2 separate regions of the Homo sapiens genome follow, and region 2 is linked to region 1. Evidence: read pairs that join two places in POLR2A ChIA-PET (ENCODE). Cell type or tissue: GM12878. All regions are shown on one strand. Each heading gives the region's core, and the rest is flanking DNA. Links, peaks and the distances in the headings are about the cores only.

The links. Peaks named below come from ENCODE experiments on the same cell type or tissue, not always from the same donor. Only the 100,000 strongest peaks of a DNase experiment are listed, where the experiment ranks them.
Region 2: POLR2A ChIA-PET joins it to region 1 with 5 read pairs; 15 of 35 experiments call an interaction of 5 or more read pairs at or near these places.

Annotation. Positions count from the first base shown.
Region 1 is chr6:159,037,651-159,042,042 of GRCh38, reverse strand. TAGAP (T cell activation RhoGTPase activating protein) reads left to right here. Exons shown (of 10, transcript NM_054114.5): 6 at 528-689; 7 at 1,211-1,320; 8 at 2,734-2,929; 9 at 3,815-3,929. TAGAP-AS1 (TAGAP antisense RNA 1) reads right to left here. Exons shown (of 5, transcript NR_183546.1): 4 at 988-1,124; 5 at 1-245. Among named protein-coding and RNA genes, the nearest start is that of TAGAP, 5.1 kb to the left of the region's middle. RefSeq lists enhancers at 192-1,391, 2,747-2,796, 2,807-2,906 and silencers at 2,060-2,260, 2,920-3,120. In GM12878, for the core only: no CTCF peak of the experiment used is centred there; DNase peaks (open chromatin) are centred at 2,602 and 2,922; H3K4me3 peaks cover 1,032 bases; H3K27ac peaks cover 2,955 bases.
Region 2 is chr6:159,114,848-159,119,239 of GRCh38, reverse strand. All of the region lies in intron 1 of LOC112267968, which reads left to right. It overlaps LOC124901449, which reads right to left. Exons shown (of 5, transcript XR_007059837.1): 4 at 3,732-3,808; 5 at 2,981-3,466. Among named protein-coding and RNA genes, the nearest start is that of FNDC1, 52 kb to the left of the region's middle. RefSeq lists a silencer at 1,942-2,149 and an enhancer at 2,571-2,640. In GM12878, for the core only: no CTCF peak of the experiment used is centred there; a DNase peak (open chromatin) is centred at 2,629; H3K27ac peaks cover 385 bases.

The sequences.
Region 1 (4,392 bases), core at 314-4,313:
TTCAGTTGGACATGCAAAATACTCGGGAAATCTGAATGTCATTCTCCTATTAAGTTTGTAGGGACTGATCTTCCATATTTTCCACTCTTCAACATGGCACTCCCACATACGCGTGCAGTCAGAAGAATATCTGACTGCTTCCATTCCAGAAATTGAAATTAGTTGTATTTGCCAATGAGCTCAGAGCTATGGTCCCGCCATTCCTCTGACTTCACAGAGTGGAGAATGCTGAAGATTTGTAGCTTCTGAAAAGTCAAAAGGGGGAAACAGAATATAGACTTTGTGATCTGAAATCCAATGTTCATATGGAAGTATTTGAAAGGAGAGAGCTCCAAAGTGATTTTAGAAAGTGCAAAATTAGAGCTTTCACAATTTGCCTCCTCTTAGAAAAATAGCAGGGTTGAGGAAGGCCATTGACAGCAACTGGACTGAAAGCAAAATCTGACATCAATATTCCTGTTAAGACTATCTCAGTATACTAAAGAAGAAGGGTAACCCTTTCCTGTTCCTATTGCTGTTTCCTTTAGGACATTCTCACTATTCTATGCCTTAAAGGCCCTTCAACGGAAGGGATATTCAGGAGAGCAGCCAACGAGAAAGCCCGTAAGGAGCTGAAGGAGGAGCTCAACTCTGGGGATGCGGTGGATCTGGAGAGGCTCCCCGTGCACCTCCTCGCTGTGGTCTTTAAGGTGAGTTCAACACACTTGCGCCAAATAACCTGCCAAGGGGCCCTGACACACTCATTCTCAGGATGCAAGAAATAGGCTCTTCTCCCCACACAGCAAGGTACACTGATCTTGGAGTTTAATTTTTTTCATTAAGCCCTTTATTTATTTATTTAGTAAGCACCTCTGTTTCTGTGACCTCAGATTCCAACAGAAAGTGATGCATTCTGCTCTCCCAAAACTTTGCCAAGTACGGGCAATTTGATTGTTCCGTGGCAGAATCCATACGTCAAAATCCAGTGGCCCCTCAGAACACACCCACCTGGGGATGGTGCCTCTGACTCTGCCTGATGTTAGAAAGTTGCAGAGAGGCCAAGGGTGTTGGAGAGAGGGTTCCCTGGATTCATCAAATGCAGGAATGAAGGGCCACAATCTATGATGGGCTAAGCATAGAGCACCCTGCGATGGAACGAAAACCGGGTGAAAACAAGGACATGGGACATCATACAGTACCAATAGGCCAACAGCCCACTCTCATCCCCCAGGACTTCCTCAGAAGTATCCCCCGGAAGCTACTTTCAAGCGACCTCTTTGAGGAGTGGATGGGTGCTCTGGAGATGCAGGACGAGGAGGACAGAATCGAGGCCCTGAAACAGTAAGTCATCAAAGTCATCGGTCATTGCCAGGCCACATCACCTCCGTCTTTTGATTCTTTACACAGCTTTCTAAATGCTTCATGATCCCTGTTCCATGAGAATTGTGATGTTTAGGGAATCCGAGTGGAATTGCTCGTCCACTCCCAGAACAAAAACCAGAGGGTGCCCTGGACTTTTGAATTTTAATTTTAGCCAAATGAAATATTTCTTCAAAAAGTAGAAAGCGAACTTCAATCCTCACAAATCCCAAGAGGTAGGGAAGTCTGAAAATGTAAGATGTTCAAAAAGGTATGAGATAAAATCAGACCTGAGAACTTTAACACAGGCTCACCAGCAAAGTGTAGAAATTCGGGATTATCTTTAAGCTACACTGACTGGTGTCATGCAAGGCAACAGTTCTCCCATAAAACATCCCTCAGGATGCAGCCAGACAGTGTGGTGGGGGGCAGTTGTTTTGTTCATAAAACTTCACAGCATATTTCATCTTCTTATAATTAACCCAAATGAAAACTATATAATAACACATTCCAGTGAGAGTAAAAATAATAACATATGCAATGGAAAGTGTGATCTGTTAGTGACTAGAGAATTCTAAAACCCAAGCTTTGAAATGTCAGCATGGTTGTCACATCCTATGAAAGTTTATCTAAATGTTATAATTGTCCCACATGGCTAAATACTTTCAATGACATATGTATAGAATTGAAGACATTAAAATGTCTGTCCCAAAATGAAAATTCTAAGATTATCACAATGAGTTTCTACCTAGACATAAGGCATTTTTATAACAATTCCTTCTTCTGAGAAATGAAAATAATCACCATTTCGTTTTTGAAAAAGTGAGACTTTAAGAAGTCTAATTTCTTATCATTAGAAACAATGTTGCGATTTAAGTGCCGCCTTATATGAACATGCCCTTAGAAACTGATTTAGTCTTCATAAAGCTTTCTCAGAATGTTGTAAAAATGTGTCATCTTCGTTTGGTAATTATAGTTTTGTTTCCGTCTTTGTTTTAAGGCAAGAAAACCAGTCTAGTCGTGTTAGAAACAGAAAGAAATTCTACATGACTAAATGATTACTCAACAAAACTATTTTCTAAACATAAAGGCAAACTATGGTGTTTAATGCAGATTGGCTTCATAATTTAAGCTCTGTATAAATAATAAAGGGCTGTGTTATTGGTGTCCCAATTACAAAGGCCAGTTTCTTAGCTCCTCAAGACCTTGTGGTTAACCAGTCTCACTCTGTGTCAGTTGCCACTGGAAGTGTCTGAATGAGCATTTCACAATATTACTTGTGAAAATGCACCTTCCTCATTTTAAAGGAAGTCTGGTTTCGGCAGAAACTCTCAGCTTGCTACACTGAAGACCATTAGCCTTTTTGAAAACTAACATCCCTTCACTTTATTCCAGGGTTGCAGATAAGCTCCCCCGGCCCAACCTCCTGCTACTCAAGCACTTGGTCTATGTGCTGCACCTCATCAGCAAGAACTCTGAGGTGAACAGGATGGACTCCAGCAATCTGGCCATCTGCATTGGACCCAACATGCTCACCCTGGAGAATGACCAGAGCCTGTCATTTGAAGCCCAGAAGGACCTGAACAACAAGGTTTGTTCTGCTTACTGATGAGAAATCCCCAACTTATGATCTCACCATCTGTTTGCCAAGTCCAGGCAATAAAATGCTTCAGAATGTCTCCAACTGACTCAGAATCACAGTGAAAATATAAAATGCAAAATGCTTTTGTCATAGTTCCACTCTCTCAGATACATGTATCTAATGAAACTGAATAAATCCGTGTCTTCTGTCATCTGTGAGACAGATGAGTGCTGCGAGTATTTACATCACTCTCTCCCGATATAAAAAAGCCCTTTTGTTTTTGTGTTTTGTACACCACAGTCTATCAGTCTATCAATCTGGGACACTACTTACTTAAATGAAAATTTTATTAATACTTTAAATTTTTTTAAGTTCTTAAATTTAAAATGCATGTCTCAAAACACCAAGGAGTATCTAACTTTAATGTATGTGATTGTTGGCATGGTGGCTCACGTCTGAAATCTCAGCACTTTGGGAGGCCGAGGCAGGCGAATTGCCTGAGCTCAGGAGTTTGAGACCAGCCTGGGCAACATGACAAAACCCCGTCTCCACTAAAAATAGAAAAAATTAGCCAGGCGTGGTGGCGGGCGCCCGTAGTCCCAGCTGCTCGGAAGGCTGAGGCGGGAGAATCGCTTGAGCCCGGGAGGCAGAGGTTGCAGTGAGCTGAGATCAGGCTACTGCACTCCAGCCTGGTGACAGAGTGAAAGCCTGTCTCAAAAAAAAAAAAAAGTATCTGATTGTTACCAAATTTCTGTATGCTCTTTTCAGACACATAAAGATCTCAGATTCTCATTTTGGCACCTGACTCCAGTGTCCCCATTCTTCCTCACCTCCAAAAAAAAAAAAAAAAAAAAAAAGTCTTCAAGCTGACAAATTGCTTACTTTTCCTCACAGGTGAAGACACTGGTGGAATTCCTCATTGATAACTGCTTTGAAATATTTGGGGAGAACATTCCAGTGCATTCCAGTATCACTTCTGATGACTCCCTGGAGCACACTGACAGTTCAGGTATGGAATGTGCTATCATTTGATTACGATTGTAGGGAAAAGTTCATGCCAGTCTGCCAGTCATGTAAAGCATCTCTGATATTTGAGGCAGAAGTTACCTTCACAAATCACCGAGTCAGACTAGACTCCAGTCCATTAGGAAGTCATTAAACATGAAAACCCTGCTCCGGGCTTTTCCTGCAGCGCCTCCTCAGACCACAGATAGTCTTTCCCCCTTCCCAGTGTACATCGCAAATCACTGCTGATTTCACTAAGCTACCTTTAGCTCTGGAGTTGGAGTGAGAAACTTTTGTTTCCACTTCATGGGATATGACTCCATCACAATGAAAATGGGTCCAGTAAAAGGAGCAGTTTTAAAAATTAAGGTCAATACATTTTCAGTGAAATGCTGTTCTCTCTTTTCTTATTCTCTCCTCTCTTTCTCTCCTTCCTCCCTCCTTTACTCATTTCCTTTCCCTATTTT
Region 2 (4,392 bases), core at 241-4,240, 77 kb before region 1:
CGTTGCCTCCATGCTGTTCTCCTGATAGTGAGTGAGTTCTCACAAGATCTGAGGGTTTTATTCTGGGCTTTTCCCCCGCTTCACCCTGCACTTCTCCTTGCCACCACCATGTGAAGAAGGGTGTGTTTCCTTCCCCTTCCACCATGATTGTAAGTTTCCTAAGGCCTGCCCAGCCCCTGTGGAACTGTGATTCAATTAAAGCTCTTTCCTTTATAATTACCCAGTCTTGGGAAGTTCTTTATAGCAGCATGAGAACAGATAAATACAAGTTGTATGTGGCCTGTGATATTGGGGTATTCAGTTCAGACAGGCTTCTTTGAAGAATCTTCTAAAATTTCAGGCAGAAGAAAAAGCAACCTAAATTTTTGCTATTCCTTCAGTTTCTTTAAACAATTTCAAAGCTAAGGACAATGACCTAAAATTGCTACAGTATAAGATTTTGGAAGAGAAGATACAGCTAAAGGACATATGGGGGCTGGTCTAGTTTGCAGTTAGGGAGTTCATTTAACCTTCAGCCTTGGCCTCACGGTCTGTCCCAAGGTGGGCATCCTCCTTCCTCTTTCACTGCTAGATATCAAGGGAGAGATTCTTGCCCTGTCTTGCAGTATCTTTGTCATTTTAAATGTTTATATCTGGCTTTTCCCTTCATAGTTAAGTTTCTTATCATGCACTGCCTATAATGCTTATAACAAAGAGGCCACAGCGTCCACAAGGAGAGCCACTGGAGGGCCACTAGGGAGCATGGGTTTTCCCATGGCCTCTTCAGCACCTGATGGGCTTGGGGAGGGGATGAGAAGAAGCACAGAGAGGAATAGAATTGGGCAAGGGCCATGAGCACTAAGAATGCTCCTGTACCCAGTCCCACCCTGCTCTCTGCTAACGCCCAAACTCAGAATTACCCCATAATGAGTTCTTTTCTTTTTAATCCTGATGAATTAAAAATAAGGGTTATTCCAGGGATCTAGAAGCAGGCAGAGACTCCTGGAGAAGGAGGAAATAATCTTCTTTTCCAAGGGTGGCTCGGAGATGTTTTTGGTCATTTATCATTTTGGTAAAGATTAGGGATGGGATTGTTCTAGACTCCTCTATGAGGTCTGTCTCCCCCCAGAGAGACACAGGCAACCCTGAGACGGAAACTTGGTGTCTCCCCCTAGCTGGTCCCAGGCACAGCAATTTGAAAGATTAGGATTAGTGCTTTGCTCCCTTGGGAAGCCAAAGAGACTACGGGAGAAAGAGTTTCATGGGCTGGTGGTTGTCCAAGACCAGGTCTGTTGCCAAAGGATGGAATGATCTTGGCATGGCATCAACAGGGACAGTCCCTGAGCAGGAGTCAGTTTCCTCTTGGTAGCCAGGGCCCCTCCTCGTTATTGCTAATCATTGTGGGTCACATCATGACCTGCCCCTTGCTCTTGCTAACTCATTGAGGCCACCATCCCCACACCAAGTCAGGGCCACATGCAGTGCTTGATTCTGTTTCCTGCTTGGCCACGAGGGCACCATCTCATGAGGGACTGATATCAGCAATGCTTTTCCACTGATGCGTAGCCACCCAGACTCAATGCAGGAACTGGCTAGCTCGTGGCATTAAGTATGTAGTGATTTGCGTAACAGAGAGGCAGTCACTGGTGACACCCTGACTTAGCAAACCCATCTTCACTTCTGATGGTTTGGGGCACAAGGTCAACCCAGCGACCCCCCGATTCCATGAATCAGTGAAGATTTCCCACATATTTAGAAAATCATTGTCCTGTTGTAGCATGACTTATTGATACATATCATATCTGCCGGAATATGACTGTAATATAACTTAAAGGCCTGAAATATCAATAAAGAGGGTTCCTTGGGTGGTTGCCCGAAATCCAGTTGTTGCTGATTGAAATAGAATCAGCCTGTGGTGCTTCAGAAAGATTGTTCCGGAATGAGAAAGATCCCCCAGGCTGTGACTTCATGAAATGAAGCAATATTTTGCCAGAGGCTTTCTCACTGGAGACACAGGCTGATTTCAGAGCAAGGCCATGCTCCATGGGGAACTGTTGCCAAATGACAGCTCAGGAATGTCTCTGCTCATCTCTCACTGCCAAGTTTCCAGAGGTACAGAGCCCTGGCGTTCCTTCTTGAGTTGACTCCAATTGTCAAGGCACTGGCAAGCCATGGGAGGTGCTCCTCAGCCCTCCACACACACAGCAACCATCCCGCAGAACTGGGTGAAATACCTTCCCTGAGCACCTCAGAAAAGTCTCGGGTCCCTGACTTACTGAGCTGGAGGTTGAAGTCACCTGCTCTCCCAACTCCTCTGAAGGAAACCGACTTGCATTTCCTAGATTTGGAATTATCTACTCACATCTGAGGTTCAACCTGGGTTCTCAGGCCAAAATTCTCACTTCATAGAAACGGCTAACCAAGCCTGAGAACTGCAGCCTTGCCCTCAGAATCACTCGTTCCTGCATCCTCAACCCATGGAACTGTTTTTCTTAAAATGCATTTAAAATTATAAAAGTGTTGTTCCTTTGGAAACTTTATTTCCATTGGGGCACAGAATTATGATATAATTTAAAGTAGAACGTATTTCTTTTGTTAGTTGTAAGAAATTTACTCAAAAGCAGTCTCTGCCTAACAGACAAATATGGGGAACATGAAACTGAAACAGTAGAGTTCCCCAATTCCCCTTGGCAGGACGCGCAACAGGGGTGTGGCTCGCCTACAGCTCAAAACCCTGGGGGGAGCATGCAGATGGGCAGGTGCAGAGGCCAGGGAAAGCCCTTTTGGGCTCTGGCCCCACGGCAGCATCTAGGAATGGGTGTCTGTGACTCCCCAAGCCCAAGTGGGTGTGTATTATAAAGCTCTTTCAGATTTGCCATCTGGGCTTGTGTCTTAATCAGCTCAATGGACCCTCTGCCTTATCGCAAGGGCAGGGGACCACTGAGACAACCTTCTATATTCTGAGCTCTTGCTGAGCGTCCTGAAAGAATCAAATCACATATGGGCTCAAAGGATGAATGAAAGGTTTTATTGAGTGGTAGAGGTGGCTCTCAGGGAGATGGATGGGGAGCCAGAACAGGGGATGGAGTGGGAAGGTGGTCTTCCCCTAGAGTCGGGCCGCCCAGCAGCCAGACTTTTCTAACTGCCCGCGGCCGAATTCCCCTTGGCATTCAGACATCCCTCCTCTTCTCTCTTTCTCTGCTGCGTTGTTCCACCGTTAACTGGTCTGCTGGTCCGCTGGTCCACTGGTCTGCTAATCCCAACATTTGGCTGATTGTGTGTGTGCCCGCTAAGGTCTCGGGTTTATATAGGGGCAAGATGTTGGGTGTGGCAGGCCAAAAGGCAAATTTTTGGGCACAAAATCAGAAATGGCTGTCCTCATTTAGGGTCGTGGGTCTTCAGGCTTGAGGTTGGGGCCTTTGTCGGGAACCGCCCTCTTCTACCCAGTATTTTCCTGTCTCCTGTCCGTAGCAAAATGAGAGGCAATCTGAAAGAAAACAGAGAATGAATTTATTCCTTCCATGAGCTTTTTAAAAAGATGAACCGACCACTCAGAGTCTTCATTAAATGTCTTACAATTGTTAATAATATCAAGTACACAGCCCTCATGAAGTGGCCAGAAGCAATCTCAGCACTCCACCTAGAGTAACTTGTGTAATACTCTATCAACCAGACCAATTGGGTAATAAGAACTATTATTACTGATATTTTACAGACAGGAAACTGAGGCACAGACAGGTTAAGTAACTCACCCATGAGCATGGCTGGTCCATGGCAGAGCTGGATGCGAACTTCTCAAGACAGAGGACACACTATGCTGTCCTGATCCCTAAAAGGGATAAATAACAAAAGAAGAGTCTATGATGAATTACTTTGTGACTTAGCAGAGGAAAAGCAGACAGCTCAAAACAGCCAAACAATGCCCCCTGGGGATGACCCCGTGGAACCCGTTGAGGTAAGGGCCACCTGACCATTCCACCTCTATGCCCAGATCCCAGAGCCCAGGCCACTGGCCTAGGTAGAGACAACAGGATTCCCACATTAGCCAAGCTAATGGCTCCCGCTGGCTCCTTCCTCAGAGCTGGTTTCCAGCAGCTCATCCTCCTTCCCAAGCATCTTTCTCTCGGTGGTTGGGAGAAACAGAACCTCTCCGAACCAATTCACTCTAAGGTGCAAACGACTAATAGCTTTGGGAAGACATTTGCCTATTCAATGAGGCATTTCTCAACTCAAAGGCTCTCTAATGGGTAGAAATACAGACAATGTGGCAGAGAGTAGAGAATTCAATGCCATGCAAGAGATACAGGTTTTTGGTTTTGTCTTTTGTTTTACTTTTACTTTTTTTCCTTCAGATAAAATTCACATATCAAAACATTGTGCAACCATCGCTGCTATCTAATTCCAGACCGTTTT